Regions from separate parts of the Mus musculus genome. Here region 2 is linked to region 1. A link is a loop called in an ENCODE intact Hi-C map of the cell type or tissue named here. Cell type or tissue: gastrocnemius. All regions are shown on one strand. Links, peaks and the distances in the headings refer to the core of each region. The heading gives the core; the rest is flanking DNA. Region 1 has its middle 15 kb from the start of Mir6244. Region 2 has its middle 21 kb from the start of Zc3h12c.

Region 1 (12,744 bases), core at 2,419-10,418:
ATGGCTGAACAGAGTCAGAGGATACGTGTATGCAATAAGTTGGAAAGGGGCCAGACCATGTCTCTCCTAGTTCCCACTGCTTAGGCCACATTTCCACTCAGCAGTTTTGCCTCAGAGACAACGTGATTCCCAGAGTTAGGCCCAGCGTGTCATTTCAGTAGAAGTTTGAGGGACAGACGGTGAAGATCCACTGGGTTCTGACTGGGTACATGGAGTGTTGGCCCAGTAATTGATGAGCCAGGCACAGAGATGCGCCTGCCTGGAGGAAGGGCACCTCTGCCTTGTCCACAGAAATGTGTCAGGAAGGCTCCAGGTGGCTTTGAAGGTAGGTGAGTTAATCTACTCAGTACTGCGAAGTTTGTCCAAAGACAATCGACATGGCAGAGTCTGGATTTGAACTTTTGTTTGTGCTGAAGTGGGAACTCTATTTGTCCAGATCTGTGTATCTTCTGCTCTATATTAAAGTGACAGGATATGCTTGAATGCTCCTGGAGGCCTATCTTGTCTGCATATACCCGAGTGAATATCCGCTAGAGGCCAGGCTGAATATTGAACCCTCAGTTCAAATGTAACAGTGGTGATGAACTGAAAATTAACACCATCAGTGGGTGACTAGGCTCCTGCTGCTGCTTCAAGGTGAGGTGAATAAGGCTTCAGTTCAAACTGAGATAGGTGATTGGCCCTGGCACGGGGAGACGGTGCATCATTTCATTGCCTGTTAAAATGCCCCAACTCAAAAAGAAACATATTCACCCGAGGGTTGCCTTAATTTAGGAGAAGAGCTATTAGCAACGAATGGCTGTTGGGAGCAGGAGAATCATTCTCTTCCAAGGACAAGCCCTCTGATAGGTTATTCTGCCAAATGGTTGGCTGAGACCCACACATAGAAGCCACACTAAATGTACTCAGCAAATTGTGTGTATGTACATAAATGTGTACATGTGTAGCAGTAATTAAAGAAGAGGTCATGGATTTGAGAGAGTGGGCAGGACACGGGAGAGGGATGGGAGTGATGTAAATACAGTCCTTCTCTTTGAAATTCTTTTTAAAGTGAAGTCTAGAGAATTTGGGAATGAAGAGGAAGATTAAAAAACAGGCTCCTGTAGATTCCTACCAGCTGTTGAGTAAAATGTTTCAGGGTTCAGCAGGAAGTGGGGCATGGGGACTACATTCAGGCAGGAGAAAATGCAAGAGGTTGAGATTGAGGTTGAGATTGGAGGGAACAGACCAGGGAGGAAGGAAGCCAGAGGAGTGAAGTCAGGATGGAGGAAGGAAGCCTGGGGTCGGGGTGAGGCACAGCCTGAGGACTGAGGTCAGCAGTGACTTGAGCAGGACCGTAGTTCCCTGGAGCTGTGCAGTGGAGCTGTGTGTAACAGGAATATTAAATTAACTCTCAGAACTGAGTGTGATTATGAAAAGTCAGTTCTCTGTGCCTTATTCGGATGTTTGAAAAGAAAAAAATAAACCCATTTTACAGATGTTCTGTGTCTCCAAGTAAACATAGATCTAATTTAACCTTTATGTTTCTGTTAAACTATAGCATTTTTACTTGGGATTGAAATGAAAAACTCCACTATTAAGAGGGAATCACTAGAGATGCCATTTAGATTTGTAGGTGTGGTTATCAAATCAGAGCAAGGATTGGCAAACGACCTTTTGTTTGAGACAAGGGCTCACTGTGTAGCCTAGGCTGGTCTTGAACTCCGAGCACTCTGCCTTGCTTTCCCGAGTGCTGGGATCGCAGATGTGAGCTACCACACCTGACCTGGCAAATGATTTACGTAAAGGCCGGAAACTCCACTCTTGCCTTCAGGAGCTAGTTAATTTCTGTCACGTGTGTGGCCAGTAGCAAGCCTGGGTTTTAGCATGGCTTCATTTATATTAACATTTCATGTATTTTTTCATTGTTAGGGAGGCTTTAGATTTGCAAGCAACAGTGGGGGAAAAGCTTAGATCACTGTTAGAACCAAAACTGGTGGGAAGGTAGATTAGATAGAGTCACTCCACAGGCTGGTTCGCTAGAATCCAGAGCTACGAAGATGGCTCCCACCTCTTAACCGACTTGAGAATTGGAGGTTGGAAGAGCTCCTTAATTTTGAGGCTAATTTTACATAAAACAAATTTACATAATACATTCTTGGCTAGCCTAGGCTAACGGAGACCCTGCACTTAAAGGCAACGAGACCACAGGTGGTGTGTGGTGTGGATTTCTCAGCTGTCAGGGCTGTTGCTAGGGTCTCGGTGGAGGTTTACTTGGTTGTAATAAAGAGCACGCCCTGCCCTTTGAAGACCTTTGGCATCGACCTAACCAACCTGCCTTCTGAGGGTCGGTCACTGCCAGACATCGGCCTTTACTGAGTAATCCTATTCTTCTCCCGAATCTCCCTGCCCTGATCCGATTGTAGCAGACTCCAGTCCGCTGGTGAGACTTACCCCTGAGCTTTCTGTTTGGCTTATTAAAGTTTTTATTTCCAGCACCATTTAAGTTGGTCTCTCTTCAGTAATTCTCTTCTTGTTTCCTATTTTCATATCCTGGATTAACTTCCAGGTCCCCTCCCCTCTTTCTCCTTCCCTCCCCACCTCCCCCTTCCTTCCTCCCTCCTTCCCTCTTGATGTATGTTCATGTCTTGAGTAACTTGAACACAGCAATAGTCATTCTTTTGAATTCTTTGTATGGTAGTTCTTCCGGGTCATTTTTGTTAGGTGTCATTATTATGGGATCAGAGACTTGGTTGGGAGGCACATCGTCCTGTATTTTCTTATCTTTGCTTCTACACTGCACACCTGGGCCAGTCTGCTGGCAGTTTTCCTCTGCTGTTTCTTTCAGGGGAGGTGATTTCCAATGTCCTGGAGAGGACTAAGTCAGAGTAGGGTTGAAAGCTCCCCTCCCCTCTGGCTGGTGCAGGGTGTCCTGGAGTGACCTGGGCAGCCTTTAAGGAGGGAGGGAGGGGCCTCTTCTCATGCAGGAGCCCTGCATGCTGGGCTCCAGGAGAAAATCCCTGGAAGCTGCAGGTGGGCTTGGGGGAGGAGGCCATGGCTGGCAGCTGCTGTGTGTGGTGTGTCGCTGGCAGTGTGGATGGAGATGGACCCAGGCAGGGGTGCCAGGTCCTTTGCTTGCCACAGGAGGCTTCTGGTTGTCATTGCTGTTTCCTCTTCAGATCTCACTATGATGCTCTAGTAATCAATATGGCGTCATTGGTCAGTACCATCCTGCTTTAACAGGTCTGCATCCCTGACATACGTAGCTTACTTCTCAAGTTTCTTCTCTTCATCCCGATGAGAAATCCCCAGTGGATCCAGCTCCTTGTGTAGATCTTGGAATTATTTTTGTTTGAATGGTTAAAAAGGTTTTGAGGAGAAATGTTTGAATAGATTAGTCTGGGAAGAAATTACATTGGTCCAGTTTTAAAGGCTCCCAGAAACAATGACATCATCTCAATGTATTGGCGTCTTTCCTCATGTGGTTAGGTAAAGTTGCTTAAGTTGTTACAGTGACATATGTCTTTTTTGTTAGGTTTATTATTAATAGTCTTATCTCACAGTCTTTTAAGGGTTGTAACTGAAAGTATTCTGGCTACGGTGGAGGAATGAAACTAGTTTGTGTCCGCTGGCCTTGAGAGCAGTCCCTGCATTCCTGTTGTTTTTAAAAATAATTTGCAAATTCTTTGGGGCATCCTAAATTTTCTGCAATAATGACAGTTTTCAGTCTTTCTTCCCAACACTCATCATTTCCATTCTATGGCTGATTGGATGGCTTTTCCAATTCAGTGCTGACTGCTGTTGGTTTCTATTTCCCTTGAGATCAAGGTTTCTAGCATTATAACACGCTGTGTTCTAGGGTTGGGGACTTGACCCTTTACCAGATTAATGAAAATTCCTTTTATAGGCATATTCATGTTTTTGCTAAGAGGTTTGTCTACAAAAGAGGATTTCAAACCCATCTCATTGTAATTCGTGTGTCTATTGAGATCACTGTCCCAAGAATTTTTGGTTAATCTTCTAAACTAGATGAACATATATCTAATGTGAATGCAAATTTATGTGTTTGAAATAACTCGCTATAATATATGTCCTAGCTCTGGCCAGTGCTCCACAAGTCCCGAGCCACCTGCACTGTGACTCTCCTGCCAGTCTGGTCAGTATGTCCCTCCCTCTTCTCCCCTTCAGAGGAGCGGGTCTTCAATGGGAGTGCGATATAATAGCGCCACCTGCTGGTCAGCTTGGGGATTTCTGCCCTCTTGCTCCAGGCTTCCTTTATTAGCTCTGTCTTCTCCAAGTCTCACCCCTTTCTCTTCACTCCCCGCCCTCCTTTATCTAAACGTTAACATGCACATTAAATCACTCCTTAATCCCTTTGCTTTCCTTCTCCTTTTGCTCCTTCACCCATCTAAGCCTCCTTCAACACTGGTTAATGATGGAGACTGTAGGACTGCCAACCAAAGGAAAAAGTACAACCAACCACATATTTGAAGGGGCATTTGGTACCACTGAGAGTGCCAGCTCTGCTCAGCTAACAGCTGACATCCTCCAAGTGCTTGAAGTCCCTTTAAGATGTCCTCACGTTTCTATTGCTAATCATTTTCTAATTAATCCTGCTCAGTTTAACAAGCTCAAGTAATAAAGACAATTATTAAGCTGTTAGTAACTCTCATTATTTCTATCCTTTTATTACCAGATTTGACAAATTTGGAGTTTCTTCTGTATTTTACTGTAAGGGCTCCGTTTTCATTATGGGTTCAATGACTTGGCTGCAGAACCTCCATCCACTGTAGTTTATAGGGTGATAGCCCCAACAGGTGCCTTTTTGTACACAACCCACTTAGGAGACAGAGACTTCTCTTTCTAATTGCTTAGCTCATCAGTGCAGAAAATGCCACAGAGCACTAGCAGGGGAGCTGGCTGGGGAGTAGGTGTGGCCAGCACAGTAGTTTCTTGGTTGGGTTAACCCTCGCCTTGTTTTTGGTCTGTATCTGAGAATAAGGAATTCGCTTCGGCCAGCACTGGGCTCCGTAGCCAGTGCCAGTGCAGCTGTGAGGACATCTTGTTGCTTCTCTTCACACGCCAGCCTACTATGAAACAGTGATAGTACACTGAGAAGTCTTGCTCATTCAGAGACAGCAACTCGTGTTTCTAAGTAGGCACCACAAAAATCTTTTAGATCCATTAGACTGGTTGTTCCCTCAAGGCCATGAACAGTTCCTAGATCATGGGACATATTGTAAAATAATATAGAAAATCTGGGCTGGAGATGTAGCTCACTTGTTAAGAGTGTTTGGCTAGCTTGCAGGAAGCCCTGGGTTCCATCACCAGCATCACATGGAACCAGGTGGTGGCACACATCCATAGATCCAGCACCTATGAGGTGGATCTTGAAGAACAGAAGTTCAAGGTCACCCTTAACTACACAGTAAGGCAAGGATGCCCACTGTTGAAAGTTCTGATGTGTATGGCTTTAGAGCCATGATGGTTGTAAAACCAATCAGCCTGTGCATGGTTGCTGCGGTTCTTAGAGAACCCTCTAGCACCTGCCTCAGCTGTTCTTACTTCCACGGTCGACTAGGAGAGTTTCAAAGGTGAACTTTAAGAAGAGATAGAAAGGGTATCAGGTTAGCAGCTGAGTCCCGCCAAGCCCCACCCCCAAACCCCCTAGCTTTGAAACCTCTGAGCATGCTGCCCTCGCCCCACCTCGCTTACCCATGTGCCCCTCTGCACTCCAATTTCCTAACCTCTTGATGTCTCTTTCAAAAGGTGGGGACCCAAACTGTATGCACTGTTCCAGATGCGTTCTTGCCAAAGCAGCATAAAGCAGATGTAACGGGATGGCACCTCCCTCCTCATGAGGTAAGCAAAGCTGGCAGCTGCTGCTGGCATGATCCCATGCTCCCAGGAGACATGCACAGATCCTGGAGGGGGGGGACCCCTAGAACCGATGTCTGCTCACCTGCTGACCAGAGCCTTTAGTTGCGGTCAAGCTGAAGGAGCTGAGCCAGCCCGTGCTATAGCGTCCCGTCCTGCGTCATCTTGACCTTCTTGATAGTCCGCGTCCGCCAGGCTCTTCACCAGTCAAGGACACCATCCTCCGATAAATCACTCCGCTGTCAGCTCGAGTTTATGAAAGTGAGATTTTTATCCGTGACTATGGTCAAGTGATTATTGTAAGTGCTATTTTAGCTAGGATGGTCTCTTGTTGTATTTTGGAAGACTCTCTGGATTCGTGAGAAAGGGGTATTAAGAGTGCTCCCTCGCACGGGACACTTCCGATTTCCCAGGGTAAGAAAGTCATCCAGCTGTGTTGTACATGCGTGCTGAGTGAGAAGGTCAAAGAACTGGTTCATAAGCTTTATTAATAAAGTTATTGTGTGCCTCCCTCAGTCTGGCTGTATTTAAAAATCACTTTAACGTGCTCACCATGATGACAGATGGTTAGAAAATTCCTTAGTTCTAAATGAAACCGCAGCACTTCAGTTCCTCTTAGAGACTGAAGGGTGCGGGTTGAGGTCTCCCAAATGTTCTGGGAGAGTTTTCAAAACATTTCCCCACCTGGTTATACATGGACATACATGCAGCGATGCTTGAAGACATGGCGTAGGCTCCGTCATGGCAGCGTGTCCTTTACAGTTCTGTCATGTGAAGGAACGGGTATTACCTCCACTTACGAGGGGAGGACGTTTAGAAATGACTTCTTTAGCCTCGAGTTTTAGATTCTATGAAGTGAGGTGCAAGTCACACTAGACTCCCAGACACTTCCTTTTTTAATTAATTAATTAATTTTTATTAGATATTTTCTTTATATACATTTCAAATGCTATCTCAAAAGTCCCCCATACCCTCCCCCCCCCTCATACCCACCCGTTCCCACTTCTTGGCCCTGGCATTCCCCTGTACTGGGGCATATAAAGTTTGCAAGACCAAGGGGCCTCTCTTCCCTGTGATGGCCATCCCAGACCCTTCTTGACGCCACTGAAACTGTCATAGTTGGAAAGTTAACTTGAAGGCTGCAGGACCCCCATCTGCGTCTGCTTTCACTCATTCAGAAATGGGTGTGGCCTACCGTTAATTCATAGAATTTGGCTGTTCTTATTCCTGCTATTTGAACAAAAATCTCTGCTGGAAACACATCCTTAGCATTCATGGATTGCTACAGACACCATTCTCTGCAACTTTTTTTTCCAGTACAGAAATTCATTTACCCTATTTTGTTTGATTGGTAAAAACCCCAGATTAGAATAGGCTGGCTGCCCTGCTACTGTCTCAGTGACTTTCACCTGCTGAGAATGTGCCCTTCAAGGTGATGCCTTTGAGGGAGGCTGTCACCAAGCTATTGTTGTCAAAAGAAGAGAAAAGGTGTCTGTGTGACTCACCAGAGCCACCAGGCTCAAGTGACAGGTTTTGAATTATCCAGAGATGAATTCATGAAGGGACCGAGGGAGCTGGCAGTTGCCGCCTTTCAGGCTGAAATGTCATATAGTTGGAAGGGCTGCGGCCTCCGCAGTCTGTTGTTAGTGGAACAGGACTCAGTTGTCCCTTTAGCCTCGGCTCTTCCATCTTTAGGGCTTCCCTCCAAAACTGGCATCCAGCCTGCCTGTGGGATTCTGTTGGCAAGAATTTACAGGTGACATCCATAGCCACAAAACAGAAACCAGCTGGCTGCTTTGCTGAGTGATGGAGCCCCCTACAGTCTCAGGACCAGATTATAGCCATGTGACTGATGGGGCTGCTGGCTCAGTGCGTCAGTGTGGATCACACAGCTTCTCGTTCTCAACATTCAGGCCTTAGGTTCTCTGCACAAGGTCTCTCTGGGTGGGGTCCTTGAAGTAGGAAGTGACCTGAGGTGTGTGCCGCACGGAGCTAGTGTCAGCAGATGTGCCCACTCCTCGGGTTCTCCTCCCTACCCTCTCCTTCATAGCAGAAATGCCTGTGACTGTGACTTCACTTCCATCACGTGATTCTGGGGCCAGAATGTCCCCAAGCCTGTGGTTGATTTCTTTTGAGGCCCTGAACAGTTCCAGCCCAGCTGAGGCCCAGCTGAGTCAGAGAGCAGCCTGTGCCCCCTGGCCTCTTCTCAGCTGCGTTCCACCCCCCTGCACAGCCCCTGAACATTTCCAGAGTGCTAAACAAGAACTCTCAAGGCCGTGCCCTTGGCAACCCGTCCTGGTACTATTTAAGTTGAAGTTTCTTCTTTCTCCCTGACTGTCCTGTCCTCTTTCTGTGCAGGTCCCAGGTGGCTGACCCACGGTGGGCTTTAGACTAAGATGGACTGAGACAGCCCTGAGTCTTGAACACACACACACTCTGCTATCTTCATCAACCAGGGCGCTTGCTGATGCTTCTTCCCTCGCCTGTTTGTTATGGGTTTCGCTCTTCCTGCTCCTGCCTTCCTGTACTTCTTCACTGCCTTTCCTAGAGTCAGACCTCAGGAGATGGACCGGGACTTGGGATGTCTGCAGCCCTGTAGTCCTGAGTCAACATCTGCTAAGCTTGGCTTTGAGATACCACTTTCTCGAACATGCTGGCAGGCATAAGCCTCTGGAAAGCCCCTGGGCTGCCCCTCCCCCAACACCTTTTTCTGCATGATTAATTAGCTCATAAGATGGACTATATGGGAAGAATTTTCAAGACTTTACAACTTTCTTTTTTTAAAAAAATGTATGCGACTTAGAGAACAAACTTGGTGGCGTGAACCCCCTTCCATGTGTATTCCTGTGGAATCTGCAGAAATCGATGTGACATACGGCTCCCATCTGGGCTGTTTGTATAATTGTATATACATATAGCAATAAATATATTCTAATGTCATCTGGAGCCTGGGTTTGCAGTTCTCTCTGCACCCCGTGGCAGGCAGTGGCTATAACCCTCGCTAACAGGTCCTCTCGACCACTAGGACCTCCTTGCTTTGTCTCAGTTTCTTGTCTTCTCCAGTTGCACTAAGTGTTATTAAGATGACGCAGGTCAGGGTTTGGAGAAGGGTGAGGAGGGCTCAGGGCAGAGCTGGGATGTGAGGCGGCATTAGTAATTCATGCAGTGGCACCCGGCCTGGCTGAGGGAGGTTTGAATGTACGAGGACTGAAGCATTGGGTGACAGTTTGCAATGTGACTCAGCAGTCTGACATTAGGGTGACTGTTCAGGTAGCTGAGTCACATTGCAAACTGTCACCTTAGGAAAGTGTTGTGCCTGCAAAGAATGTGTCAGGTACTTGCCAGGCACAGAGGTAAACTTTAAAGAGTTTTCATAAAAATACATACAAGCTCTGTCACAATAGATGTTTTTTTCATTGATCAGAGAGGTTTTCAGGGTATGAGAGCTATACAGAGGGCACATGATCAGACAGCCCTTTATCAACAGCACTGTTTATCTACTATCGAGGAGTGTTTATTCACACTGTCCTCTCTTGCACTTAAAGACCTTTGATATCAGCATTTTTTATAACTTAAAAGATAATCATGTGCTTTGCTGTAGTGGTGATAGCTTATCGAATTTCTCAGTAGGCCTCTCCTTGGCCACACACAGAAATTGGCAAACAACTAGATTGGAACATACTGTGGTGAGGGAGGGTTTGGGAGTACTGGGAAGGCCACTTTTTGTGTATATAAATAAATAAATAAATAAATAAGGACCAGAAGCCCGTCGGACTCATTAGGCTGTGAGCTACTGACCACGGCCATGCTGTATCAACGCCACTCTTAATTCCATTTCTTAGCAGACCCTCCAGAGACTCCAGTCTTCTGCTCAAGAGAGAGCCTGCCAGCCACAACCAATGCTGCTTTTCTGGACAGATCCTTCCTGGCTGGGGCTAGTGACTGACACAGGCAGAAGCCACTGGAAACGATATGCTGCGGTAGGGGATGGGTAGTGCTTTGGGAGACTGCCTGGAAGCAGAGGCTGAGGAGGCTTAACGATTTCCTCAGCAGGTGAGAAGCCTGGAGCTGCAGTGTGTGATCTGCTGTAAATTAGTGGGGATCGGGGCTTGAACCTTGAAGCAGTTGCTCCAGCCAGGGACCTTACTCTTCTGCTGTAGACTAGGGTGTTTGAAATGAAGGAATGAACCATATACCTCCATTTCTACACCTAATTTCTGTTTGTAATATGTCTTGGAAAAGGGAAAGAAGTCACCGGCTTTTACTATTAAACAGAAGGTGACTGGACAGCACAGATAGGCCACCGAGGCAGGAGGATTAAGAGTGTTGTGTTCAGTGCTCACCAAGCCCAGCACCCTACACAGAGGCATAACACAGCAGGCCCTCTGCCCACGCTGCTTTTATGACTCTTCTCATATCACTGGACAGATGGACTGGAAGTTGATGGCTCAGAACCCCAAAGCCCACAGTGTTGCCATGGGAGAGAGAGAAGACAACATCTTCCAGGTGCCAACATCCTCACATGCTCCCTGAAGGAACACATGGCTAGGGAGGTTTCCCTCCTCCCCAGAGAACCCGTACATAAGATGAGCACTCTGGCCCTGGCTCAAGATGCATTCTGCATTCCTTCCCGGGAAGATGCAGGCGTTGACTGCAGAGTTTGTGGACAACACTGTTTCTCATGTTTTCTTTTGGGGGAGCTGGCTGTCTGCAGAAAGTCTAGTTTCCCCCACTTGGAGGGGGGGGGTCTGCCTTTTTGGAATTCAGTGGTAGACAGGAGGTTGAGCTACCCCAGCTAGATCTGCATTCTCCAGCAAGGAGCTTCTGCCAGGTGCACTGTAATTCTCACCCCCACCTATGCAATCTCCTGCTTCGTTGCTCTTGTCCTGTGTCTCTCATTTAATGTACATCTGACTCACCTGGAAGGTTTGCTAAGAAACTTGCTGGAATCCTTTCTCGGACTTTGTGGTAGAGCAGACAGACCACAGCCCTGCCTCAAGCATCTCCATTGCTATCACATTCCTGGGTGAGACCAAGGCTCCTTCCCTAGGAACCACACTCGAGACCTAGAAGCACTTGTTTGGAGGGACGAGTTGTATTTATTGTTCTCCTCAGACATTGCAAGAACCAAATGTTCTCCAGGCTGAGTCAGCAGGGTGGCATTTGCTAAACAGGGGCCAGTGAACATTCCTTGGCCAGCATGAGTAATTCTTACAAATCAATATCCTCTTCTGGCCTTGGCTTTGGCCTTGGGGACAAACAAGTGGTTCTGCATTACACTCACTTCAGACTGGGCAGAACACAAGATGAATGGATGCCGGCTGCACGTCTACCCGTAAATGGTGATTTAAGGACAGAATCCCATTTTCTCTCAATAAAGCCATAGACAGAGAGAGCCCAGTGCACAGATAAACAAGCGCATAGCCAGGCTTTTTAGCGAGGGTAGGAGTGAGTTGTATGATCCAGCTTTTCACTGAATTATAAGTCAAACATCCACAGATCAGGGGACAGCATGACACTTCCTCACCATGGGAATGCATCTGACGGATCAGCTGGAGAGGGGACACTGACAGAGGCACTTCCCAGACCCTGAGCTGTCCCTGAAATGGGTCTCATCCCCATAGAGTTCACCTACTTGAGTTCATACAACGAGTTAATCTGCATATACTCTTCATTGCCTGACTTCACTCCACCAACACAAGAATTCCTTCAAATGCCTTTCGCCCCTTTGGCTTTTGTGACAACCGTATCAAGTGTTTCTCCAGCCTTTACCAACCACCAAGGCTGCTAGATGCCAAGCCAGTGAAGCCTTCTAATGTCCCAGCCCAGCATGGCTTCCTAGCCAAGCCTCTGTAGGAATCCTCCATTTTCTCGTCTTCCTGCAGTCTGGTCCACCCCAGTGGAGATGTCTTCCTTACCACCCTTCCCATTTGTATTACACAAAGGCTCCATATGTTGCCTTCAATAGTCTACCTATAGCCTCAGATATCCTCCTTCTTGGGTGCGCTGAGGGTCATGAGTTTCCATTGAGACTGAACATGGAGACTATCTGGTGAGGTCCTGTGCTGGTTAGTTTTGTCAACTTGACACAAGATAATCACCTGAGAGGGAGAAGCCTCAACTGAGAAAATCCCCCCTCATAAGATCTGGCTGTAGTTAAGTCTTTAGGGCATTTTCTTAATTAGTGATTGATGTGGGAGGACCTACCCCATTGTGAGTGCTGTCACTCTAGGGCTCTAAGCTCTGGGTTCTATTAAGTAGGCTGAGAAAGCCATGTGGAGCAAGCCAGTAAGCAGCACCCCTCCATGGCCTCTGCATCAGCTCCTGCCTCCTGCCTAGTTTGAGTTCCTGCCCTGACTTCCTTCAGTGATGGTTCATGTTGTGAAAGTGTAAGCCAAATAAACCCTTTTCCTCCACAACTTGCTCCTGGTGTTTCATCACAGCAATAGAAACTCTAAGAGGGCAGTAGTCTGTCTCTTGTATTAGACTATAGGATATGGGTACTTGAGGAAGTTTGACGTATGAATCTGATCATCCAAAAATCCTGGCTATGTGGTCCTGCTGAGGGCTGGGGTGCCCATCGTACCACCAGTGAAGAGACAGAAGGGGATTTGGCTGCGTGAGGAAGGATGGAGTGCAGGCTCACTTCCTAAGTCTTCTGGTCCTAGGGTAACTGAAACAACCCTCTAAGGATGGTGCCCTGTGCATGAAGTCCTACCCTTTAAAGGTCACATTACCTTCAGATTGTTGGGGACTAAGGTTTTATCACCAGAAACTCACCATAACCAAACCACAACATGAGCATCTGACTGTCCTGATATCTCGACTTAGCTCTTGAGGGCCAGGGGCTAGCCTACCTGCATCCCTGTAGTGGACGTGCCTGTGTTC
Region 2 (12,744 bases), core at 1,810-9,809, 69 kb after region 1:
GGAATATTTCATCTATAAAGACCATTTATTGTACATTTCAAGTTGTTTATAGCTGTAGTAGTCATCTTAAAATTATAACTAAACTCCCAGAAAGTAATGCCTAAGATCAACTCAATCAGGCCAAAGAAAATGACACAAATATTTAAAAAGTGTAAGTTACAGTGAGATGGCTTCAATTATATGAGCAAACCATTCAATGTAAGTGTATGAAACAATTAAGATAAATTATGAAGTAAAAGCCAAGATCTGAAACAGAGTAAATCTCAGAAGAGGATAAAAATGAAGCCCACATAATTTTGAATAGGAAATGAGTACAGATGACTAAGAATAAAAACTAATTTTAGCTTCATCCTAAAAGACATAAAGTAATAGATTTAAAGGATTTTTTAAAAATCTAAAAATATAAGCTTGCAAATTTGTAACAATAAAAGCTTGATTTTATAAAAGTTTTACATCTGACAACTTCAAATCCTCGGAAATACAACTAAAAGTCAGGGATTAAACAGAAAGCAAAAGAAAACCTCCTGTTCAATCGAACCAATGATGCTGTTAAGTGTGTCTTAATGCTTTGTATCGTGTGTGTGTGTGTGTGTGTGTGTGTGTGTGTGTGTAGTGCTTGTGAATGTCAGAGGTCACCTGTGATAGCTAGTTTTCTCCCTCCACTCTGTAGGTTCTTGATTTTAGACATCAGGCTTGGAAGCAAGCACCTTTGCATACTGAGCAGTCTTATCAGCCCTCATTTATTATTTTGTCCCAGTAAAAGCAAGGCTACAAAGTAGATAGTGTTTGATGGTTTGATGGGTAGCAACAGAAATGAAGTTAAGCTTCTTACTAAGGTTGAGACCAGAACTGACAGGGCTAGGGCAGGCTGATGTCAGAGGCCGCATATGACCTTCCCATACAACACATACCTTCATTCTTCAACCTATGTATCTTAACCAGATGTGCCCAAACTTCTGACACAGTAACACATAACATTACTTGCAGAGCTTGAAAACGACAAAGTGGAATTACCAAAACCAATGAACAAAACCCTTTATGTTTGAAGCAAGCCTACAGTGCTGTGCTGGGCTCCATCCTTAGGGTCCTGACTTGTGTTGGACAGACCCACCCAGCCACTGACTTTTTAGGTACAAGGTTGCCTTGCTACCGTCTAGTTTCACAATGCAGAGCTGATGTCATCTGTAAATTAGAGAAAGTGAGTGACAGTGTCACTAAGGAGTAGCTAAACCCTGTCACTGACGTGAGTCAACATAAAAGCTCCTGGCATTTACCACACCTCGCACAAACGCCACTCTGCAGAACTATGTAAGTCTCAGTCACCTGGACCATCAATTTATATGTGCACACTACAGTGCTCACGGGAGGTCACAGGACAACCTGCGAGAGCGGATTCTCTCCTTCCACTTTGTTGGTCCCATCAATCAAATCCAGGTCTTCAGGCTTGGCAGCAACCTTACCAGCCCAACTGTCAAAGATTTTTAAAGTTAATTTTTAATTAAAGCACGATGAAATCAACCTTCTTACTTGTTTGTTTGTTTGTTTGTTGTTTGTTTTTTGAGACAAGATTTCTGGGCGCAGCCCTGGCTGTTCTGGAACTTGCTCTATAGACCAGGCTGGCCTCGAACTCAGAAATGCATCTGCCTCTGCCTCCTCGGTGCTGGGATTAAAGGCGTGCGCCACCACTGGCCAGCCGCTTTCTTATTCTTTGCTTAATGGGTTTACATATCAATTCAACTTGTGGTAAAAACATGTATTCTTTTCTATCACTATGTTTAGAGATACATTCTTAAACCACAGACACAAAACAAATTTTTTACTGAGATATTCAGTAAAAGCATTATGATATTGATATTAGGAATATTCGGTACAGTGCAGGTCAAATTCCAGGCTCTCAATGGTTAAAAACTAAACCTGGAATCTTCCTTCAAGAAATGTTAATTATTCACTCATTTGTTACTTTTCTTCCTAATACAAACAATACCACATGACTGCCACATGCCACAGACACTGGCCCACCCACTCTGGTTTCCAGCCAAGAGTCCTAGGACATGGCTCTCCCTCTGTGCTATCTACTTGAACCTAATTTTGAAGCCTTAGATGAAATCTGAAGTTTTTACTTCTTCGCTTACAGTGCTTAAGAGATTTCCATTCAGCATTATGGTCTATCTGTTAGTAAGAAGTCCTCCAGAGGTTAGGGCTCTTACGCTATACCTAAATTATTATTTACCAATGAAACAGGAGTATACCAACTTTAAATGAGCAACAACTGGCAGATCAGTTTATAATTGTACATTCTAACATTAAAAATATTTCTAAAACAATTCAGCCAACATCTTTTTTTCTTTAAAAACTTCAAATCAAAATGCAAAAGAATTACAACTCTTCTACACGTAGAAAGCAAATCACCAAGCATATACTGACAGCAACACTTTTAGATATCGGCAGTAGTTAAATGCAAGAACCATGGAACTCGTCTAGAGTAACAAGGTAATTCAATTTTGGACTAGAAAAAAACGTTTTAAAGATAATTTTATATTAACCACTTGGGGTCCAATTTGGCAGTTGTAACTGATTAAGATGTCTCCAGAGAGGCCCCAAATATAAAACAGGATATTTTTGTTGTGATCATTTTAAAAGGTGGTAAAAGGAAGTGAGTAATAAAAGCCCCCCACCACCACCCCCAGCACGCAAACATTCCAAGTTTCTATTTTCCATTGCACCAAAATAGTTCCATTAGACTTTCATGGTTAAATAGAAGTTAAAAAAAATATTGATCTCTTTGTTGTTAATCACCTGATTATGGGATCCAAGTCAGTGCTCAGAACCCTGGCTGCAGTAGGTCCCCAATTCAAGCCCACATAGCAAAGAGAAAAGAAAATGCTCATTTGTTTATAATGTTTCCTCTTTTGTTTTGGAGACAAGGGTGCAACCATTATAGCCCTGACTAACCTAGAACTTGCAATAGACACCAAGCTGGCCTGGAATTCAAGAGATCTGCCTGCTTCTGCCTCCCAAATGTTGGGATAAAGGCATGTTTACTCTTCTTAATGGTCATATACTAGAAGAATTGCAACTTACTATGAAAGTAAAAGCAACTCTTCAAGAAAAATATTCAAATATTTCAAGTCATAAATTCAGATTCAATCAAACAGGTTATTTTTGACATCTTTATGGTGCCATCAAGTGAATAGATTTACATTGCTGATGTGCAAGAACAGAAGGAAATGTCTGAAAAATGCATGGGCTTGGGCTTGGGCTTGGGCCATCTATTCAGAAGTCAGAGACTACCAAGATTTAAGAAACTGTAAGTAAAATCAATTGCTTATACATGTGAGAGACTACATAAACTTAGGTTATGCCCTTGTACCCATGACTTTGTTTGATACATCCTCTTCTCCAGCCCTGGCTGGCCTCACACTTAGGATCCCGTTGCACTAGCCCAGGGCTGGGATCACAGGCATGTGTCCCACTGCTTCTAGCTGTAGTCTTTTTAAATGGGTCTTGGAAAGTCAAAAAAAAAAAAAAAAAAGTGAGGTACGTCTGTCTCCTGGTTTCTGTTTATATTTGAAGTAGAGACGAAAATCTCAATAAGGCAATGAGTGAAGAACTGTACAACTTTCTCAGATTTCTAAATATACAACGCTTAGGCCCAATTATCTCTTCATCTATTCTAAGGCGGTTAAAAAAAAAAATCTGAATCAATAAGCGTCTGATGGAGCTGGAGATACTCCAAGACAGTCCTGCAACCAATAGGAGAACTTTCCCTAAATGTGGATTACGGCTTCATCTCTTTATCACAAAACTGAGAACACAAACCCCCAGTGTTAACGGATACCCAAAGCAGCAGGAGACCCGGAGTAATCAGTGCTTGGAAGCAACCGCTGTTTGTAAGGATTTTCAGGGACAATAAAGGATGATAAAACAGTGTAGGGAGGAAAAGCGGGATTCATTTCTCCAAGTTAAGTAACACCTTGTAGCTCACAGGGAGTTAAAAATGAGCCCAGCTGAAATGGGCGCGGGCTTTGGGCAGGAGGGTGAGGACGGGGATCAGGCGAAGGGTGAAAGGTTGGTTTCCCTAGGACTCGCCAGAGGACGGGCGGAGAGATGGCTAATGAAAGCGAATGGCTGGGGCTGGATAGAGATGCCGGGTGATGCCTCACCCCACGAGCGCGCGAGGGTCCGAGCGGCAGGATCACAGCCGTGGGTCCGTTTCCCTCGGCGGCGCCCGGGCCCGCCTCCATGTTCGCTGGCCCTGGCCCTCGGGCGGGCTGGAGCTACTGGACCGGCGTTCTAGGCCTCCGGGCCCGGCCTCCCCTCGTCGAATTCCCCACGGGGGCTGGCGCCGCCCGCGGGCAGGATGCGCTCGGCTTTCCCGCTCAGTGTTCGGGGCGGCGGGCGCTGCGCCACTCGACCTCGGGGGTCGGAGCCGCCTGGGCCTGGAGTTCCCTGAGCGTGGCCGCTCTGGCTCCGGCTCCGGCGGATCCTGAGCTCCGCTCTCGGGCGCGGCCTCCCCTGCCCCGCGGGCCTCCCGCGCCTCTCGCTCGGGAGCACACCGCACTGAGGGCGGCGAGGAAAGACTAGCGCGGCCATCCCGACCCTCCTCACACCCCGCGGGCCTCCGTGCCACCCACCTGCAATGTCTTCTCCGCAGCCATCACGGCATGCTCTGGAAGCCGGGCCGGCCCCGGGCCCCCTCCGCCAGGCGGCCGCCTCTCGCCTTAGCGCCGGGCCGCCGCGGCCGCCGCTAGGGCTCGGGCCGAGCGGGACGCTCCCCCATGCCGCCGCCTCGCCCGCACGCCCGGCGGACTGCACGCCAGGGCCGCGGCTCTCAGGCGCCCCGGGGCTCCGCCGCCCGCCGCCGCGCTCCTCGCTCTCTGCCTTGCTCGCCCGCTTACCCGCCCGCCCGCCCCAAGCCGCTGCAGCCACTGCGTACCGCGTTCCTCCCCTCCGCTCTCTTGACTTCCTTCGCTGCCACTGGAGCGGAGCTTGGCAAACCAGCACCTGCTGCTGGAGAACGCCGAGAACTGAAACAGGAAACCCTAAGCCAGGGGGGGAAACCCGGGAGGCTTGGGGAGGGGTGAGGGGAGCTGCTGGGACCTGTCGGGCTCTACCCGAGCCTCCTCCCTGCCCGTGCATTCCCCTCCCGGCCCAACCCTAGGTAGGGTCCCTAGTCCTCTCCCCAGCAAGAACTCTGGTCCCACCCTTGACCCTGACGGCGCCTCTTGTGCTGGCCACAACATCTCCACCTTGCACCAGCCCAGATCATGCCCGGGGCAGCCAAAGAAATCCAAGTGTTGCTTTCTAGGGGCATGTTACTTGTTTGTTGACTTATCATTAATACCTTGAAATGGGGGGTGGGGGCAAACAAAACACCACACCCTGCGTAATAAAGACCACTAAAGGAATTTAAACAAATGAAGCTGTAGGGGATTCACCCTTTGGGAAGGGCTTCCTTCAGCTAGGAAACCGGCTTTGCTGGAAATGGCAATCAACGTCGGAATTGAGGTTAAACCCGAGATGAACACAGATCACTTTAGGTTGGGTGCAGGCAGCCCTGTGCACAGAGGTGAACACCTGTGAATAGCCCTGAGCGCTGAGCGTTCCCGTTTCAGAGAAGTGAACAACACCTAGAGCAATCTAGGTCAACTTCTCAGAAACGCTCCCACCTCTTACTCACCTGCTTATGGAAATGTTAAATCAAAGCCTTACTTCTTGCCCTTGCAGGCTGCATCTAATTCTGAAACAGGAGGAACACTATGCCATCCATCATCAGTAGTTTACTTATCTCATGAAATCGTCACCATAGCCAGGTGAGCAAACTATTAGGATCCAGTTTATCGTCAGACTAGCGAAGTTCTCAAAGTTTATACAACTTAGGTTAGAGGAAAGATCCCTATGTGTTTGTCTCAGGGCTGGCCTAAGACGCCTTTGGCTACACGTTTCACCTTTATTAGAATTGTTTCTTGCTTTTCTGAATTGTTTTCAATAGGACGTAGATCATTTAAGCCTGGATCCCTGGCTACTCAATGTTCTAGTATTCATGATGCTTATTGAAGCTCAAACTGTATAGTTTAAGGTTTCTTTCGTTTTACAAAACCGAAACCCGCCTTCATAGCTCCGTGGAGCAGCACATCTATCCCCGTTACATCTGTTTTGCACTTTAAGTATTGAGGAGGTCCCAGCTGAACGCATCCTTCACATGATGCCCATGGACACTCTGAGCCTAAGAAAGCAGAGTGTCTTACTTAGCCTATTCTCTACTTTTGGCAGACTAATTTGGGGGCCTGTTCAATAAAGATTGCAGACAGGAGGTTGGCGTCTGTGGGCCACAGTTTTAGTATCACTTTGGAGACCCCAGGAAGACTAGCAATCTGCTCTCTGCAGCAGGTCAGATTTTTTTTGGCAAGAAGGATAGAATAGAATACTCTGGGAAAGCTGCCCCTGTACACTCCGCCAAACCTACAGATCTCTGGAGCAGGACTAAGAGAGTGGCAGGGACTTAGAAAGAATTTGGCTGGCAGACAACAGTAAGTAGCAGCCTTCTGACATGACTTTAGTGACACCAGGAGGTTTCTCCATTCTTAATGCAGTGCCGGGACAGCCTTCTTATTCTGCAGTTGACTCAGCCAAATCCCAATGAATGTGGATTAAGCATAGCTGAAGATCAGGGGCACTGTGTTATGTACTTTGGAGATAAGATGAATATCAGCTGTAAAAGCTACTAGTTATTGGATGATTATAAAATTCCAAATACTATTCTTTTCATGAGTTTTCTTGTTTAATGCCCCCAAAACCCGTGTAGAGGAGAACCTGCCATAACCCCCCCTCCCTTTGCAGAGAGAACCAACACCAGAACTACAGGCAGCAGATAACCAAGAGCAGACAACCAAGAGCGCAGGATCTACACTTTAGGCAGTTTGACTCGAGAATTAGGAGCTGTTTAAGAATATGATGTAATAATCGCCCAATATTCACATTGCTGTTTAGCTGGGGAGATAAGAACACCCAAAGAAAACCCTGAGCAAAGGGTTTGCAAAGGGAAATCTGAGGCAGATTGTGACGGGTGAATAGTATTCTGATGAGTTGTAGATAACCAAGATCGTGTCCAAGGACAGCATTGATGAACAGCCAGGGCGATCTGGGGAACAGAGATTCAAAGAAAAAGGCTAGAGAGGAAAAGAAGAGCAGAATCATAGATTGTGTGAAAACAGAAAGGGGGAAGAGGGAGGCATGGAAGAGAGAAAGGAGAGAGGTAAAGATGGCTATTTGGCTCTGGGTAGCCCACTAACCAGTGGAGAATCTGTGACAGGTTTTAGAAGGTCATCTAGAAAACCTCATATTGTAGGTAGACAAGACTACACTCACTGGATGGTCAGAAGGGAATGCGAAGCAAATGCTGAGGCTCACATGGTAGAACAAACCTGAACTAGTGATATGAATGGCAAGGTAAGAGAGGAGAGGAAGAGACTCGTTAATTGTTAAGTGTAAACCTCAGAGGCCTCCTGGATATCTGGGTATACACTCAGTGGGGTGGGGTAAGAGTGGGAGAGTGGGAGTGTGCCGTCACGTGAGTGTAGTGTGAAACCTGAAGGAAAGGCAAAGGGTGGGAGGGACGGAACGACTTCTAAAATCCAGAATTATTCTGTTTTAAATGTGCAGAGTGTCACAGTGTTATCTGTGGGAGATAGTTTAGTATATAGATTTATCTGCTAATGAAAGAAAAAGATGGAAACTTAACATGGTCTCCATTATACAGCAACCAGGTAAGGCTGTTCATTTGCTTGTAAAACAGTGTTGAAAGAAAATTTCTAATAAAAATAAAATGCTTCTATGGCTCTAAGTTAAATAGGCTGTCTGAGACCCCATTTACATCATCCTCTTACCCCAAGCTGTACTTCCTGGTAAGGAGAGAGGCATATACAGGAAGATTTTCACAGGTATAGAGGAAGTTCTAATATTGCAATGAAACATAATTTAATCTGAACCTGTCCTTTCGGTGAGGTAGGAGGTCAAACCCTACTTGTCTAGCAGTAAACTTTCCCTGGGCATCCGGCAAGTCGGGCCCCTTCTTGCTATCAGTTTTGGGGAGTGAATCTATATTTTAGTTATGAGTTCAAGTCTGGACCTGGAATTGCAGGATGGAATTGAAATAGAAGATCTCTTCAGAAAGAACGGATAGGAAGGATGGTTGTGAGAGACACTCTCCTTCCTAAAGTATGCTTTCAGATAGACTAGCACACTCCTAGATTGGAGCTTGAGTCATAAAAGATACAATTTTGGATGCCTGTCCCACCCCACTGTGGCTTGCCTTCATCAAGAATTTCCATTGGTCCCTCTACCTTACATAACAAGGCCAGAGGCTTCAAACAGTTTCAGGGTAAAAACTGTCACGTACTCTGGCAACTACTTGTACTCAGAGGTCTCCTAGTAGTGTCCGTGGGACTTTCCTTATGGATCATTTATGGACCTGAAACTACACTTGGAGTTGCAAGAGTTGCCTCTCGCGTCATGCCTCTACCATTCCTGTCAAAATTCTTACCTTAGCTGAACGGAGATCAGTAGTTCCTCCAGTGTGCCTTCCTCTTCAGCTCTTGAGGAAGGAAACAATCCTTTCCTCTAGCTGACGTGATGGGCTTCGTTCGCAGCTTCTATATCCTTTCGGAAATTCTGCAATTCCAACAACCTATAAATAAAACCTAGCTTCATTCACCCTCATTACTCCACGAAAACTATGTACTAAGTACATGTCCTGTGTAAGACACACAGGGGTATACAGTATGTTCTTGGCCAGTGAGTCTCGGGGGGTGTGGCTACAGCTGCCTGTTAATGCTGCATTCTTAGGGAAGGAAACTAGAAGACATGAGATAACGTGCTGCTGACCAATCCCGGGACTTCATTTTTCTGATGGGTGACCACAAGATTCCATAGCAGCTGTTTGACTCGTTTCTCCAGCATTTGAGGGAAGCCATCAAGGAAAACCACCAAGGATCCACAGGAGCAAAGTTTTCTGTACGCCATAGCCAGAGCCATAGCCATGTGCTAGCTTTCTGAGCCTGGAATGGCAGCACCGTTTTTACCATGTCTGGCAAACACAGGGGATCTGAGAGCAATGGAAGTATCTCTGTTCTCTCCCGGAGAACAGGATTACAGTCCCACTGCAGTGTACACTGCTCAGAACTTTGAGAGGTTTTTCTCTCCAGGTGGGGATTTCAGGGGAATGGAAATGTCTTTCGCACCTCTGCAGTCACCTGCTCTCTGAGAAGGAAACCAGCACTTAGAATTGTAAATATGCAAAATCAAGCTAGCTGAAAACAGTTAGCCTCAAGGGGTCATATTGAAAGATCATTAACTGGTATTATTTGAAAATATAAAAACAAAACAAATAAACAAAAATTAAATAGAGATGGCTTAAATACATGCTGATGGAAGGCTATTTATATTGACATACTCTTCTCATTCATTGATTCTATATGCAGCTGTTAAAGAATAGAGTTGCTTTATGTCTACAAAATAAACCTCAAAATACATTGCTTACTGAAAAGGGAAGGTAGAGAGTGCTTAGCTTTTGTGTGGGGGGAAAAAATCTATGGTTACATAAGCATATGATAGCTCTGATGAACACACAACAGACTGGAGACACTGGTTAGTATGGGCAGAAGGTCTAAAGAACTGGAAGGAAAGGGTAGACGAGAGATTTTGTTGTTCTGTGTACTTAGTTTTTGAACTTTAAGTTGTATGTATAAATTCACCATTCAATAGCTGGGCGTGGTGGCGCACACCTTTAATCCCAGCACTCATTATGTTAAGCAAAACAAGCCAGACTTAGAAAGGCAAACATCACATTTTTCTCTTGTATGCTGAAACAAGTTTGAGATGGGAGAGGAGGGGAAGAGGGAGAAGGGGAGGTAGGGAGGGAGAGACAGAGATTCAAGAAGAAGGAGAACTATTTGGGGAGGCAGAGGCAGGCGGATTTCTGAGTTCAAGGCCAGCCTGGTCTACAAAGTGAGTTCCAGGACAGCCAGGACTATACAGAGAAACCCTGTCTCGAAAAAACAAACAAACAAACAAAAACAAAAAACAAAAAACAAAAAACAAAAAACAAAAAAAAATTCACCATTCAAAAACACTATTTAAAAGGCAATTTTTATCGATAATGTATCTTTTGGTTGGTACATTTCTACTGAATTCCATAAATAGTCAGGTATTTTTAAAGTAATAGAAATAATTCCAACTTTACACATGGTTGGTGGGAATGCAAATTAGAATAGCCACAATGGAAATCAAGGTTCCTCAAAAAGCTAAAAATAGAACTACTAAATGACAAAGCTATTTCACCACCCAAAGAAATGAAATCAGCACACTATAGAAATACTGATGTACCTGCAGAATTAGCGTAGGTGCCAATCAATAGGTGATATGGATAAAAAAATGCTGTATACACAATGGAGTATTAATTCACTCACAGTGAAGACCAAAATCGTGTTATTTGTAGAGAATCAGTTGAACATGAGATCATTATGTTAAGCAAAACAAGCCAGACTTAGAAAGACAAACATCACATTTTTCTCTGGTATGCTGAGATGGGGGAGGAGGGGAAGAGGGAGAGGGGGAGGTAGGGAGGGGGAGACAGAGATTCAAGAAGGAGAACTATTTGGGGGGAAGAAGAAGACTGGTGGGAACAAGCAAGGCCTTAACAAGAGAGGAAATTGGTAAGATCAAAGCACATTCTATGCCTGTATGAACATACCATAATGAATCCACTTAGTCGGTACAATTAATAGATATTAATCAAAAAGAAAGACACTGTTCTCAGTGACAAGGATGAGGAAGTGAAGGAAGCCCTGTGAGTTGCACGTGTGGAGTCTGGGGCTTCCCAGCAAGGGAAAGATTTCCATTTCCATGATCATGTGGAAGGGGAGATCCCAAGATTGCTTAAAGATTCCCAGACAGAATTAATGGATTAGTCACAGTGCTTACAACTTAGTTGCTAAAACTCTAACCTCAGAGTCTATGAGGTTTTTTTTTTTTTTTTTTTTTTTAGAAAGGAACTACTTTAATTAAGGGAAACATTTGGGGGGTGCTCTCATAGACAGAGACTGGAAGGAGTGCTTCTAGATAAGCCGCATGGCAGGTCAGATAGCGGTACAAGCAGACTGAACACGGTGTGGTTTTTCATAATGCTCATCACCTAGAATTCTATTTGCCTATGCTAGTGTCTTTCTGTATTACAATGTAAGTCCCACTGCTCTGTCTTTCTCCCAAAGGTCTTCAATTCTTTTGTCGTACTAGGAATGTGACAATCGAGTTAGAGAGTTGGACACCCCAACATTCCAACCTGTGGCTATTTATTTCTCTTTGATCTGTTAGAAGGTAGCGAAGACACGCCCATAGGAACTAGGACTCAGGATTGTAGCCTTTAAAAGAGAGGTCAAAGTAAAAAATTCAAATCCCAAAGTGAATGGGAAATCAGAAAACTCATCAGATGTGGGGAAATGAGAGGAGGAGTTGACTACTGAAATATCTGGGGCAGTACAGGCAGAATAAGAAAGAGGAAGAGGAGGGCAAGGAGGAGGAAGAAAAAGAAGAAGAGGTGTGTGTGTGTGTGTGTGTGTGTGTGTGTAGGGGTAGAAAATGAAAAGGATGCCAATCAGCCAGCAAACAAATGAAAAGAAACTGTCTTATAAACAAACAACCAAGTGTGCAGCAAGAAATGAGAAGTCAGCCTTGTAGTAAGGCTGCAACGTCAGGAAGTGCAGGATTATCAGTGGAACATACTGGCTGCTGAGTCACTGTGGGACCGGAGACTTCTGCAGTAGTGGGGGTGGATCCAGTCACCCTGACTTAGGGTCTAGGTTGGCTTCAGAATCTAGGAGAGTGGGAAGATGAGTAAGCTTAGGGCTAATGTCAGACAGTTATGAGGGAAACAATCTAGATGGCTCTGAGCGCCCACTTTCAACCTTTGCGTAGAAGTCAGTGGGAAATTTACACAGTCGGTTATTTCTGTCTGAACACTGATATTCCAGAAGCTACCTGGCAAAAAGAGTCTAGAAACTAGCAACAGTGATCTATATCTGTAAACCCAGCACTCAGGAAACTGAGACCGCAGGATTGCAGGTTCAAGGCCAGCCTGGGCTGCTAATTGAGATATTGTCTCAAAAGGTAAAACTATCTAGGAATCAGAGGTGAGGACTCCAGGCAGGCAGAAGAAGCTACTCAGCCTAGCGAGCAAGTGCCACAGACCTAGGATGGAAAGGACTAGTGTTAAAGAGCGGAACATGTTGGAGGCATCTTGTGGATTTAATAGTTGTTTGTCAATCCCAGGTCAGGGATCAGGTGCAGGTGACCCCAGAAGACCTTTGTATGACACAGCTTGTGAGCTCTCAGAGTTAAAGGTACAGGTGGAGCCATTCGTCTACTTCTGTGTCTCTGGGCCATGATTTTGGTCTCCTTATCTGAACCAATATTGGTGGTTTCCTGGAAAGCTTCTTTGGCTCTTCAGTCATGAGACAACTTCTTCTAGCTTTTGAGTTTTATACACAGAACCTTGAAAGTTTACAAAGAAAGCCTAGGTCTCCTGAGCTATCCTTACAATGTCTTCATGTTGTACTATGTATGTGTTTCTGTGCGTGCATGTGAGCCTAGAGATCAAGGTTAGCTGTTTACCCCAGCGTTTTAGATGGATGATGGGGATCCAGACTCAGGCCCTTATGCTTGGTGGGGAGCATTTTACTTACTGAGCCA

The links. A loop is a pair of places that touch in the nucleus more often than their neighbours do. Peaks named below come from ENCODE experiments on the same cell type or tissue, not always from the same donor. Only the 100,000 strongest peaks of a DNase experiment are listed, where the experiment ranks them.
Region 2: it touches region 1 in a loop (2.1-fold over the local background); 2 of 42 quality-filtered maps call a loop at or near these places.

What each region holds. Positions count from the first base shown.
Region 1 is chr9:52,094,623-52,107,366 of GRCm38, forward strand. No RefSeq gene overlaps it. Among named protein-coding and RNA genes, the nearest start is that of Mir6244, 15 kb to the right of the region's middle. In gastrocnemius, for the core only: a CTCF peak has its summit at 4,201 (motif pointing left); DNase peaks (open chromatin) are centred at 2,997, 4,203, 5,927, 7,591 and 3 more places; H3K27ac peaks cover 415 bases.
Region 2 is chr9:52,163,868-52,176,611 of GRCm38, forward strand. It overlaps a transcript of Zc3h12c not described here. Among named protein-coding and RNA genes, the nearest start is that of Zc3h12c, 21 kb to the left of the region's middle. In gastrocnemius, for the core only: CTCF peaks have their summits at 4,995 and 6,569; DNase peaks (open chromatin) are centred at 2,027, 4,426, 4,650, 4,994 and 1 more place; H3K4me3 peaks cover 3,176 bases; H3K27ac peaks cover 2,478 bases.